4 separate regions of the Homo sapiens genome follow, and regions 2, 3 and 4 are each linked to region 1. The links are chromatin contacts, found by Hi-C or POLR2A ChIA-PET in ENCODE. All regions are on one chromosome and are shown on one strand. The core of a region is the stretch at or near the end of the contact, and the rest is flanking DNA. Distances in the headings are between cores, read along the strand shown. Region 1 holds the start of ATP2B4 (ATPase plasma membrane Ca2+ transporting 4). Region 2 holds the start of TMEM183A (transmembrane protein 183A). Region 3 holds the start of PIK3C2B (phosphatidylinositol-4-phosphate 3-kinase catalytic subunit type 2 beta). Region 4 has its middle 3.7 kb from the start of PLEKHA6.

Region 1 (2,700 bases), core at 124-2,623:
CAACCCTGTTTCTCCATGCACATGTGGCTCTGCTTCTTGGGGGCAGAGATGACAGCAAAGAAGGACAGGGGGTGGTGTGAGCTGTTGGGTTAGAATGATAGGATCAAAGAGGCCTTTTCCCAACCCTCTGTTTAAAAGGTTGGGAAGTAGTGGCCAGTCACCTTCTTCACAGCATAGCTCATAGCTATAACCTGTGAGACATATGTCAATGTGCCTTCCATAAGCATATAAACATGAGTGTGTTTGCTGAGGTAGGTGTGGGAATCTGTCAGTCAATGAAGATATGTTGTGTGAACCAGCTGATGGTGCATGTTTGTGCTTGAAAGCCATAAAGTTCTATGCAAAATCTATGGGTGGCACTGTTGCACAATGCTAGTGGGTGTGTGGGTATGGGGGTGTGATTAACTGTTTACAGGCTGTGTATAAGTGTGCATGGATGTCTGAGTGTGTGCAAATTAAAACGGAAATATGTGCCGGAGTATGATACAAAGTACAGGAAAGTACTCGGGCTTTGGAGTCTGTCTGACTTGGTCTTGAATCGTTGGCTCTGTCATTAGCCGGATGTATAACCTTGGGCCAGACACTCAATCTTCAATTCCCTCAACTAGGAAATGAGGTTAATAATAAGTACCTTTCAAGATTAAATGAGGACTAGAAACGATACCATATAGACAAAGCTTTTGGTGTCATAGCCCACGCATAGCAGGACTCAAAAGTAAGCAGCTATTTTCATGCACTGTCAGTATACCTCTGGTGGGTACAGGGACAAGAGGGAACAAAATGTGACCTGTATATAAGGTGTAGGGGAGGACGGGTGTGTGTGTGTGTGTGTGTGTGTGTGTGTGTGTGTGTGTGTGTGTGTTTACAAAACAATTTATTCTCCTTCTCCAAGGAACCCCCTATTCAGACAGGAGCAGGAAGGTAGGAGGGGACATACAAGTGTCCACAGACACCTCGGGTTTCTGGGTCCTGGATCTAAGTGAGTAAGGGGTTGAGAGGCCCGTAGGAGCTGCAGGAAGCCAGCCGCCTGCCCAAGCTTCCTTTTTTTTCCCCTCCGCCCAGCAACCGTTGAATACCGCCACCCACATCCACTCCCCACCTCCACCCTCACCCCTCCTCCACCCCTACTCAGCTTTCTATTCAACAAGTGAGAGCAAGGGCGGGGAAGAAAGCCGACAGGGGAGAGGATTGCTTCCCTTTCTTTTCCCATTCCCCCTTAAGACGAACCAGGAAGTAACCGCAAGAATCGGGCCACCTTAACAGTAGAGTAATGGTTTGGCCTCGCGCCAAGTCCCACCTCTGTTCCAGCTCCTGCTCCTCCCCTCTCTCTTCCCGCACTGCTTGGGGAGAGCTGGTGAGCAAGAGTCTGGCCCGAGTTAGCTAGAGCTGTTGCCATGACAAGCATTTTCTTAAGAAAGCTCTGCTGTTGAGATCGTCCAAAGCTGGGGGCTGGGAGGGGGGGCACGAACTTCGTGGGGCACCATCCCTCCGAAGAGAGCAAGATCAGAGACACCCGCCCAGCTCTCCTGCACCCTTTTTCTTTCAGGAACCTGAGAGGTCCTTCCCATTGGAGGGGCAGGGGGAGGAGACCCAGCCCACTCCCCGGCCTTAGCCAGAAAGGCAAGAGAGCAAAGCCAGCGTCTCTAGCTTGGTTGCCACACTGGGGAGACTGGTGGGTGGTCACCCCACCCTACCCTCATCCATGGAAACCCGGAGGGAGAGTCCCGCCTGAAGAAACCTGGATCTTTGCTAGAAAGAGAGGTAGGCTTGCAGAGAATGAATTGACTTGTGATTTGCAAACTTTGTTTCTTTCTTTTCTCTCAATGGCTTCTAAAACTCCCCGATTTTCCTCTTTCTAGAATATTTCATGCGACTGGGTTTGGAGGATTTTTTTTAAAATATGTGTGTGTGCACAGATTTGTCAAATACTGTTTTACCTATTATCAGTTCTGAGAAACCATATAGTCGAACAAGTGATTTATCTCTCTTTTCCTAGTTCTTGTCATTCCTGGGCTATGGGGTAGGGTAATGGAGGGTTCTCTTTTTGACACCAAAATTGAGCTCTTGGAAAAAATATTTATCTCCCCTCCCTCAACCCATTCCGTTCCTGCCCTCCCCTTCCCCCCTTGGCTTGGGAATGAGACGCAGGATGGAAAACTGTTGCAAAAATATTTTCCGTGTCTGTTCCCTTTCTCGAAAGCCCAAAAGAGAGATGGAAAAAAAAAAAAAAAAGGAACCAAAGAAATCTTCAGCAGAAAGAGGGGCTGCAGCGGGAACTAGGAGAGGGGCACTTTGGGGCCATGGGGTGGAGGTGGGCTGGGAGAAGTTGGCAGGAGTGGGGAAGGAGAGTGCACGAATTAAATTTCTTTAGCTTTGCAGAGAAACCTCAGCAGTTTCTCTGTGCTGCTTGCAAAACATCCTCAGACTTTCACATGTATAATTAGCTGTGGAAAAAGCTGGGAGTTACCTCGTACCGCTGTTGTTTGAGTGTGTGTGAGCGTCCAGAACCAACTGTATGAGTGTCTCCGAGGGCACCGCCCCACACATCTCTGGTCCCAAAGGGGAGGAAGGAGAAGGGTGAATTGAAAAGTTTCCGATGTCGAGGCTGGACACTGTGGGGCTGGTGAGTGTTTGGCAGATGGGGTGGGCCACAGGCATCTGTGGAAGGATCCCTGAGCGTCTCGGGCCACTGCCTTGGCT
Region 2 (2,700 bases), core at 115-2,614, 620 kb before region 1:
GTAGCCCAGGCTGGAGTGCAGTGGCGCAATCATGGCCCACTGCAGCCTTGACCTCCTGGACTCAAGTGACCTTCCTGCCTCTGCGATAGTTTTTCATGGATGCTTCTAGTAGTTTTTTGGAGGTATGGTGTGTTAGGAACAAACTGCCCCAAAAAGCTTCTTGGTACTGCCGACACTTCCCCCAAACCTCTCCGTGCTGCTCACTCCTCCCCCTAATGCTCTGCAACTCTTCTCCTTCCCCCAAGCCTCTTTACACTTCTAAGTCCTTATGAAGCCAGCAGACTTCACTTATCAGACCTTGCTGCAATAAACAAACCCCAATTACAAATCATCCGGACCGCACAGGGGAAGGTGATGGGAAGCATAAACAAACTTTACCTACACCCTCCTGTAATAAACGTCACAAGCTAATATGTGGCAAAATTAACCAGCAAACAACCCCAGGGTCTCTCTCCCCCATATAAACCCCTCATTTTGTAAGCTCAGGGGTGCCTCCTCTGTCTGTGGTGGAGCAGCCGTCAGGTTAATAAACTTCCTCGGCTGACCTTGGGTCTCTCTTTCGTCCTTTCTCTCGGCTAACCTTATATGGTGATAGATTGGAAACTTTTTTTTTTTTGAGACGGAGTCTTGCTCTGTCGCCCAGGCTGGAGTGCAGTGACCCGATCTCAGCTCACTGCAAGCTCCGCCTCCCGGGTTCATGCCATTCTTCCGCCTCAGCCTCCCGAGTAGCTGGGACTACAGGCGCCCGCCACCACGCCCGGCTAATATTTTGTATTTTTAGTAGAGACGGGGTTTCACCGTGTTAGCCAGGATGGTCTCGATCTCCTGACCTCGTGATCCGCCCGCCTCGGCCTTCCAAAGTACTGGGATTAGGGGCGTGAGCCACCGCGCCCGGCCGATTGGAAGCTTTTAAGAACTCCTTCTCCTATTTTGAGAATTCAGAAATTTATTTATAGCTTTCGTAAAATAGAGTGAAGACTCTTACAGACCTATGTTAGACTAGCAGGCGCTCAGTCTCTGTGGTCCGAGATAGAGCACGAAGATGACAGTGTATATGCATTTTGGTGCTGAAGTGGACCTGGAGTGTGGACAGAGGAGTTACTAAGAAGAATCCCGGAGACCAGGATGTAAACTCTCAATTCTAATCAACACAGGTGTGGGCTATGGTTCTGAGACACCATTCATCTCACACGAGGTACGGCGATACGCGACACCACCCAGTACAACAGCTCTCTCTCCACCTGGAACCCGGACCCAGCTTGATTCGCGGGTGCCGGATGATGACGTATCCTTGCACCTGGCGATGATTGGTTCGCGTGGAGAGGCGTCGTCCGACAACGCGACTCGGAACCCGGACCTATGTTCTCGCGAGAGTTAGCGGCCTCCGGTGTGGGATGGCCGCGGAGCCGGGCGGAGCTGGCTTGCGGCTCCCGGGGCCGGCTCTCCGGCCGGAGACATGGCCCGGGGGCCCGGCCCGCTAGGCAGGCCTCGCCCCGATACGGTCGCCATGCCCAAGAGAGGAAAGCGACTCAAGTTCCGGGCCCACGACGCCTGCTCCGGCCGAGGTGGGCGAGGGGGGCAGGGGCGCTGAAACATTTTGGGGGCTGGCGGCTGGGAGGGGGCTGGACCGTGCCGAGGTGAGCGCTCGCGTGCCCGCGGCTGGAGGGCGGCTCGGTCCGGGGGCCTGCAGCGAGGAGGAGGTGTTGGCGGGGAAGACGCTGACGAGAGAAGGCCTCTTCCTTGAGGGTTGGTGCTGTGTTGCAGTGACCGTGGCGGATTACGCCAACTCGGATCCGGCGGTCGTGAGGTCTGGACGAGTCAAGAAAGCCGTAGCCAACGCTGTTCAGCAGGAAGGTAAGCTTTGCGCGAGCCTTTAAAGACTCATGCCGCGAAGACAGAACTAGGTATTTTATTTCTGTTTTTCTTGCAGTCCTTTAGTCGTCTTCCTGTAACCGTGTTTGCTTTCGTTAGTGTTAACTTACATATTGGGGTGGAGGAGGATTAGTCAAGAGTAGCAGTTTCTGTAGCAGAAATATTTTCTTTCTTTCTTTGCATTTAAAAACATGTTTGCATACTTTTTAGTTTCCACTGCATTCTTCTTGGTTATTAATCTCTTTGCTGTAGTTCACATGTTTTACTCTGCAGTTTGCTTCCTTGTTTAATAACCTTGGAGTGTTCTTTTCCTTTTCTGGTGTTTCTCTTGCTTTCAGTCTGTTTACTCATGGGTCTGAGACTTGTGTTTTATGACACCTACTGCCTCCAGCTCAGGACCAGGATTAAATTGGATTCAATTTGTCTCAAACATTTCTCTGTAGACCTTATGAGAATACAAATCAGCTTTTATCCTGCAGGGTTTATAGTGGAAAAATTGTACACACCTTTTTTCTTCAGGGCTGAAAAAAGGAGTTTCTGCAACTTTGGAGTCAGTTTGCCCATTGCTTTCCTTTTTTTTTTTTTTTTTTGTATTTAAAATACTAAAATCTTTATTTTTTTTGGTGACAGATTCTCACCTTTCTCTCTCAACGATGTTTTTTTTCCCCCCTTTCCTGAATGGATGCTGATACCTTGGCTAAGTTGTTTGTATTTCTGGGTGGAGCTGTGTGCCATCTCATTCTCCTTTTATTTTCTTCTAGTAAAATCTCTTTGTGGCTTGGAAGCCTCTCAGGTTCCTGCAGAGGAAGCTCTTTCTGGGGCTGGTGA
Region 3 (2,700 bases), core at 7-2,506, 870 kb after region 1:
ACACACTTCAACATCAGCCAACTAGGGTGTGTGCACTAACCTCATACATTTGGTAACCTCTTCCCACAATCCAGAAGCCTGCCAAGCCCCTGGGCTCCCCACCCTACTCCACCCCACACCAGCTTGGCAGCCTTGCTTGTGCTTCCTGCTGCGATTGCTCCTCCAACATCAAAGTCACCGCTGTCGGGAGCTGAAAATGAGGGACAAGTATAGGCCAGGAGAGCAGCGCCTTCTCCCAGCACCGGCGAACTCAGGCCTGAGGGTCCCTCTCCCTCTTTCAAGCTTTCAGTCTCCTTTTGCTGCAGTATCCTTATAAGGGAGAATCCAATTCTACCCTCCGCCCGACTAAGAAACGTACACATTCCCCAGGCTAGATGCCGACTTCTCACCCAGTCCACAGAAGGCACTAACCCCATCACAGGACAGGTTTTGCTTTTTTTATTTCTTATCTTAAATAAACAAACCCCAAAGCCATTGACTGGTTCAGATCGCCCTGCAGCTGGGAGCCAGGAAGTGTGTTTAGCGAGAAGGGGGTGGGGACGCGGGTGCCTGGAGCCCCAGAGGCCCTGAAGCTGCTGGAGTGGAGTGGAGTGGGGTGAGGGGCAACCTGCTCTGCCCGGCGGGCAGGAGCTCAGGCTCCCACGGCGTCCGCCGCTCAGCCCGCCGCCAGGAACCCTCGGCTGCTTCCATTGTTGCACCTCCGCTGTTGCCATGTTGGAGGGAGAGCCCCCTGACCTCGGCTGCCTCCACTCTGGGGGCACTTTACAGACGCTGGGGCCGATGCAACCCGCAGGATGCGTGTCCTACCTGCGCTAGCTGCTGGCTCTGCTGCAACATCCGACGTGTCTTGTGCCTGGCGACGTGGGCTGCTCGCTCCGCGCCTCCCGGGCTCGCTCTGCGGCTCCAGGCGCCTCTTGCACCAGCGCGAGAGGAGCTGGCCGGCCGCACGCCGCCTGCTCCCGGGCCGCTCCCCTCTCCAGGCTCCGCACAGACCCTAGGCTCCAAGGGGCAGAGGGAGAGGCAGCAAAGGGCGCAAGGACCAGCTTGTGGGGGTGGGGAGGGGTGCTCTCCGCCGAGAGCGTGCGCGAGCTCGCAGAGTCAGGCCACCCCGGGTGAGACAATAGCGGCAGCAGCGGGCGAGAGAGGGGAAGCCATCTCCCGGACACCCGGCGCACTGCACGGCGACGCGACGCTCGGCCAGACCCTGCCTGGACAGGCAGGCACCCGGCCGCCGGCTCCAGCCGCAGCGCCGAATCCGCCGCGAGCCGGAGGGCGGGGCGGCTGCTGGAACCCGGGCCGCCCTTCGCCTCTCCCCTCCCCTTCCCCCTCCTCTTCTCTTCTCCTCTCCTCCTCTCCCCTCCGACTCCCGCCCCACTTGCCATTGCGTGGGGGAAGAGAAACGCGCTGGCGTCAAGTTGTGCTCTGCAACCCAAGAGCCAGGATTTCCACTCCCCACTTGGGTGAGGGTTTTTGCGGATGGTCGTTAGTTTCCCCTGCTGGAACCCCTTGGCTTTGGGTCAGAGGAAAGCTCAATCATTCTGCTAGAAATGACGGTGCTGAGGTCCAGTTATCCGTTTCAGGAATTTCTACCATAATTACGGTAGCGATGTTCGGGGGATCCCCTACCTTGAGGGTTAGGTTGGGGTAGAGAGAGGCTGTCTCCGGGCTTTACACGCTCAGTGTCATTCGTCTTTCTGTCTCCTTCCTTCCTCCCTTTCTGGAAGGGGAGTCTCGTTTGTTTTTGTATTCGCCCAGGTGGATCTTCCGAGCTGCGATCCAGGAAACAGCAGTCAACCTAAGTAGGGAGGGGAGATAGAGGATCCTCCAACCCAACTAGGGTAGTGAGAAAAAAAAGTAAAAAAAAAAAACCTTTCATACAATATGTTATATTTAAATTTTCTACTCTAAATACCTTTCTTCCAGCAGTGGTCTCTGGAAGAATTTTCCTAAAGGCTCCACCCAAAAGAAACCATGAGTTGGCCAGCTCCTCGTTTGCATTTGGTTTGCATAGTACCAACGATCACTAATCTCAAAGTATATTTTCCTAAAAACGTGAATCGTGTTTTCCTCCACTGCCCTCATTTCTTCTTTCTTTCTCGACAGACTATGAAGATTAACACCTGGTCCTCAGCCTCTCAAGTAAAACCATGATTAAATAAATTTGTTATGCTTTTCTCTGGTTAACTTGTCTTTTGTTATAGAAGTGTCGGCTGTGACTCTTATGATGGGGAGGAAAGGGATCACTCCCCTTTCTGATCCTACAGTGCCTTCTGTACCCAATGCTTGTGACTTTCAGTATTCCACTTCACCCTCTGAATATCAAGAATAGCGTCCTCACCTATCACGCTTTCGTAATGATCAAAGGAGAGAATGTAGGTGAAACATCTTGATAATTAACTGAAGGCAGCTTGGTCTGCACATATGTCATAATGTATATGATGCTACTCCTGATCTCAGGAGCCACAGGGGTTAAAAAACGTGTCCGTGCACTTCTTCACCATACAAATATTTATGACAGCTTACTCTGTGTCTGTCATCAGGTCAAGCTCAGGAGCCTGAGAGAACAGAGTGTTACAGGGGCCACTGGTGGTTCTTTTTTTTTTTTTTTTTTTTGAGACGGAGTCTTGCTCTGTCGCCCAGGCTGGAGTGCAGTGGCGTGATCTCGGCTCGCTGCAAGCTCTGCCTCCCGGGTTCACGCCA
Region 4 (2,700 bases), core at 82-2,581, 740 kb after region 1:
ATTCCACAGAAAGCACCTCTGCGATCCCGTCTCTCCTCTGCTCTACAATCACTGGTCCCCATTGCTCAGAGGATCAAGTCCAAGCTTCCCAGGCACCTACTCATGGTCTCCAAACACACGGGTCCTCCCCACCTTTCTGGTGCCATCCCCACTCCCTACCATACAGTCTTGGTGGCCACTAACTTGACTGGCTCACTGCCCATTCAGTGGAACTGCATCCACATGGGTCTCTCTTCCTCGCAGAACATGCCAACTAGGGGCAGCAAAGGGAGCTCCGTGGGATGAACTAGCTCACTGCAGCCTCCACCTCTACCTGGGCTTTAGCAATCCTCCCTCCTCAGCCTCCCAAGTAGCTGGTACTGCAGGTACACACCACCACATGCAGCTAATTTTTTAGTTTGTTTTACAGACAGAGTCTTGCTATGTTGCCCAGATTGGTCTCCATCTCCCAGGCTCAAGCAATCCTCCTGCCTCAGCCTACTGAGTTGCTGGGACTTACAGGTGTGAGCCACCATGCCTGGCTAACGATAACCTGTGTGACTTGGAAGCCCAGCTCCATCCCTGAGTAACTCACTGACTGAACAAATTACTTGACTATCCAGCCTGTTTTCCTCACCTGCAAATGGGCTTCTTTGAAGCCCAGCACATTCACTACCTTTTCTCCTCGGCCGCCTCCTTCTTTACTGTTCTGGGGTGTTATCTGCCTTTCTAAGCCTAGAGCTAGTGGGGTCACTGTACCAGAACTGCTGCCCCAGCACTCCTGTGCTCTGTCCTGTCTGCCTTCTGGAGACAACAGAACTGCTTTTGGTGGCTCCCCCGCCCCTCCCAGGGCCCCTCCTCCGGGGTCTCGCAGTTCGGGTTGGGGTCTGTACTGATGAATCCCAGAGACCCAGCACAGCCTTGGAGGCTCACCGGGGTCTCACTGCCCAGCCTGGAAGCACGCGGGGCAGAGACCTGGGCTTCTGATCTCTGCCTCCCTGCAACCCCTCAAGAAGCGCTGAGCAGCCCGTAGGCGCGCCAGGGCCGTGGGTGGACTGCCTGCCTGCACATTCTCGCACCTTCCTGGAGGAAGCTTCCAGAACAGAACAAGGAAGACCAACGGCTGGGTGGGGTTCCCTCGGTGGAGGAGCCGCAGGGGCCCAGCTTGGGAACCGGGTTATCAGGGGTGTGGCTCTGCAGAAAGCGTCCTGCCACGTCTCCCTCCCTGTCAACCTTGGGGAAGGAGAGAGGCACCCTTGGGGACAGAACTGGCCAGTTTCACCGGCGGCGGCTTCCGCAGGAACGCGGAGGAGGGAGACAAGGGGGCGGGGGAACACTTCCTGTTGGGCAGGAATGGGTGTTACATAGCTAGATCTTTAAGCATCAGAAAGACAGCTACCAGACCCACTATGGCTGGGAGGTGGCAGGGGATGGGAAAGGTGGCCCTGTCACCTCCGAGAAGGCGCCTTCAGCCTGGGGAGACGCTGTGAGCAAACCCCCTGAAAGCCTTGTGGGGCCATCATGTGTGCTCTGGAGCCCTCTTGTGGATTCTTGCGGTAAGTGCATACAGGCTTGCAGTGCGTTTCTCCCACGTTTTAACCTTTCGCTTGTTCTCTCCTCCTCCCACCACTCTTCCCAGTAAATGACACCTTCAAAACCACACGCACACTCGAGCAAAACGTCTGTTGTGGATACCATGAGAGTCACTTCCTAAATACCCTGAAAGAAAGAGCTTTTTGACACACAATTAACACATTTGTCTGCTCCTGGGCAAATGTCAATATTTGCTCATTGAAATTTCCCTCCCTCATCCACACTAAAAGAAACAAAATAACTCCTCCGGTTGTCTGGCTCTTATTATTACTTGGAATCCATGTCTGAAGTCGTTTGAGTTTCTAACTCATCCACCAACCAAATGTCATAAACCTTTGTGGGAACTGTGAAAATAGGAACGAACGGTGAGCCAGTCGTTCATTCATTCACTCACTCATTCAGCAAGAACTTACTGAGCACTTCGTTTGTCCAAGCAAGGTGCCAAGGATGCTGGGAAGCAGCCGTGCCATCATGCTAAGAGCAAAGCCTGTGAAATCAGGCACACATGAGGCCGCCTTCCCGCTTGCTTTCTATTAATACAAGCTTTGTGACATTGAGTAATACATACGAAGAACCAGTTTTCCCATTATTTGCTAAAAGCGGGATGATAGAACCTCCTCATAAAGGTGCGGTGAGGAATAAATGAGATAATGTCATAAAGCACTTAGCTCCTAGAGTGGCGGCTGCTGCTATGATATACAGAATGACCACCAGGTCTGGAAATGTATGTGAACACAGAATTCATGGCTGGTTGATAATTAAACAATATTGCCTGTGTCTCCGGACTTTACGACCCCCCTGTGTTGCCCCTGCCCTTGATGAGTTTTCAGTCTAGGCTACTGGTTCTCGAAGTGTGGGCCCCAGAGCAGCCACAGCAGCATAACCTGAGAATGTGTTGGAAGTGCAAATTCTAGACCCTCTGAATCCGAAACTCTAGGGGTAGGGCCCAGCCATCTGTGCTCCAACAAACCCTCCAGTGATTGTGATACACGCTCCAGTTGGAGAGTTACTAATCTAGTGGAAAATGACACAAGTATAAGCAAATAACTACCATACACGGACACATCCCTGAAGAAGTGACATCATGGGCAGGGCTTGAAGGAAGAACAAGTGTTCTCAGGTGGGCAT

The links. A loop is a pair of places that touch in the nucleus more often than their neighbours do. ChIA-PET counts read pairs that join two places held with the same protein, here RNA polymerase II (POLR2A). Pooled maps may share reads with other maps.
Region 2: a loop to region 1 is called in a pooled map, with 4 times the contacts of the local background. The contact joins the promoter of TMEM183A here to the promoter of ATP2B4 in region 1. A Hi-C loop is called at or near these places in 5 of 50 pooled maps. POLR2A ChIA-PET finds 5 or more read pairs at or near these places in 2 of 52 experiments (A549 and activated B cell).
Region 3: a loop to region 1 is called in a pooled map, with 8 times the contacts of the local background. The contact joins the promoter of PIK3C2B here to the promoter of ATP2B4 in region 1. A Hi-C loop is called at or near these places in 1 of 168 maps with a recorded cell type or tissue (naive thymus-derived CD4-positive, alpha-beta T cell) and 11 of 50 pooled maps. POLR2A ChIA-PET finds 5 or more read pairs at or near these places in 2 of 52 experiments (H1 and activated CD4-positive, alpha-beta T cell).
Region 4: a loop to region 1 is called in a map of naive thymus-derived CD4-positive, alpha-beta T cell, with 13 times the contacts of the local background. The contact joins the enhancer-like site here to the promoter of ATP2B4 in region 1. A Hi-C loop is called at or near these places in 1 of 168 maps with a recorded cell type or tissue (naive thymus-derived CD4-positive, alpha-beta T cell) and 6 of 50 pooled maps. POLR2A ChIA-PET finds 5 or more read pairs at or near these places in 2 of 52 experiments (WTC11 and activated B cell).

What each region holds. Positions count from the first base shown.
Region 1 is chr1:203,625,459-203,628,158 of GRCh38, forward strand. It overlaps ATP2B4 (ATPase plasma membrane Ca2+ transporting 4), which reads left to right and starts at 1,374. Exons shown (of 21, transcript NM_001684.5): 1 at 1,374-1,761. RefSeq lists enhancers at 368-1,242, 1,243-2,115.
Region 2 is chr1:203,006,010-203,008,709 of GRCh38, forward strand. TMEM183A (transmembrane protein 183A) reads left to right here and starts at 1,365. Exons shown (of 8, transcript NM_138391.6): 1 at 1,365-1,565; 2 at 1,765-1,854; 3 at 2,634-2,700. The coding sequence starts at 1,457. It also overlaps the pseudogene MGAT4FP. RefSeq lists a cis regulatory region at 1-43, enhancers at 584-713, 717-1,491, 1,492-2,264 and a silencer at 1,424-1,673.
Region 3 is chr1:204,493,549-204,496,248 of GRCh38, forward strand. It overlaps PIK3C2B (phosphatidylinositol-4-phosphate 3-kinase catalytic subunit type 2 beta), which reads right to left and starts at 1,257. Exons shown (of 33, transcript NM_001377334.1): 1 at 808-1,257. LOC124904584 (translation initiation factor IF-2) reads left to right here. Exons shown (of 2, transcript XM_047439554.1): 2 at 628-2,184. The coding sequence ends at 1,648. RefSeq lists enhancers at 447-636, 707-836 and a silencer at 937-1,406.
Region 4 is chr1:204,362,325-204,365,024 of GRCh38, forward strand. It overlaps a transcript of PLEKHA6 not described here. Among named protein-coding and RNA genes, the nearest start is that of PLEKHA6, 3.7 kb to the left of the region's middle. RefSeq lists an enhancer at 481-1,034. Within about 2 kb of position 1,332, at least 25 of the 41 ENCODE cell types and tissues checked have a DNase peak (open chromatin) inside an H3K27ac peak, as active enhancers do.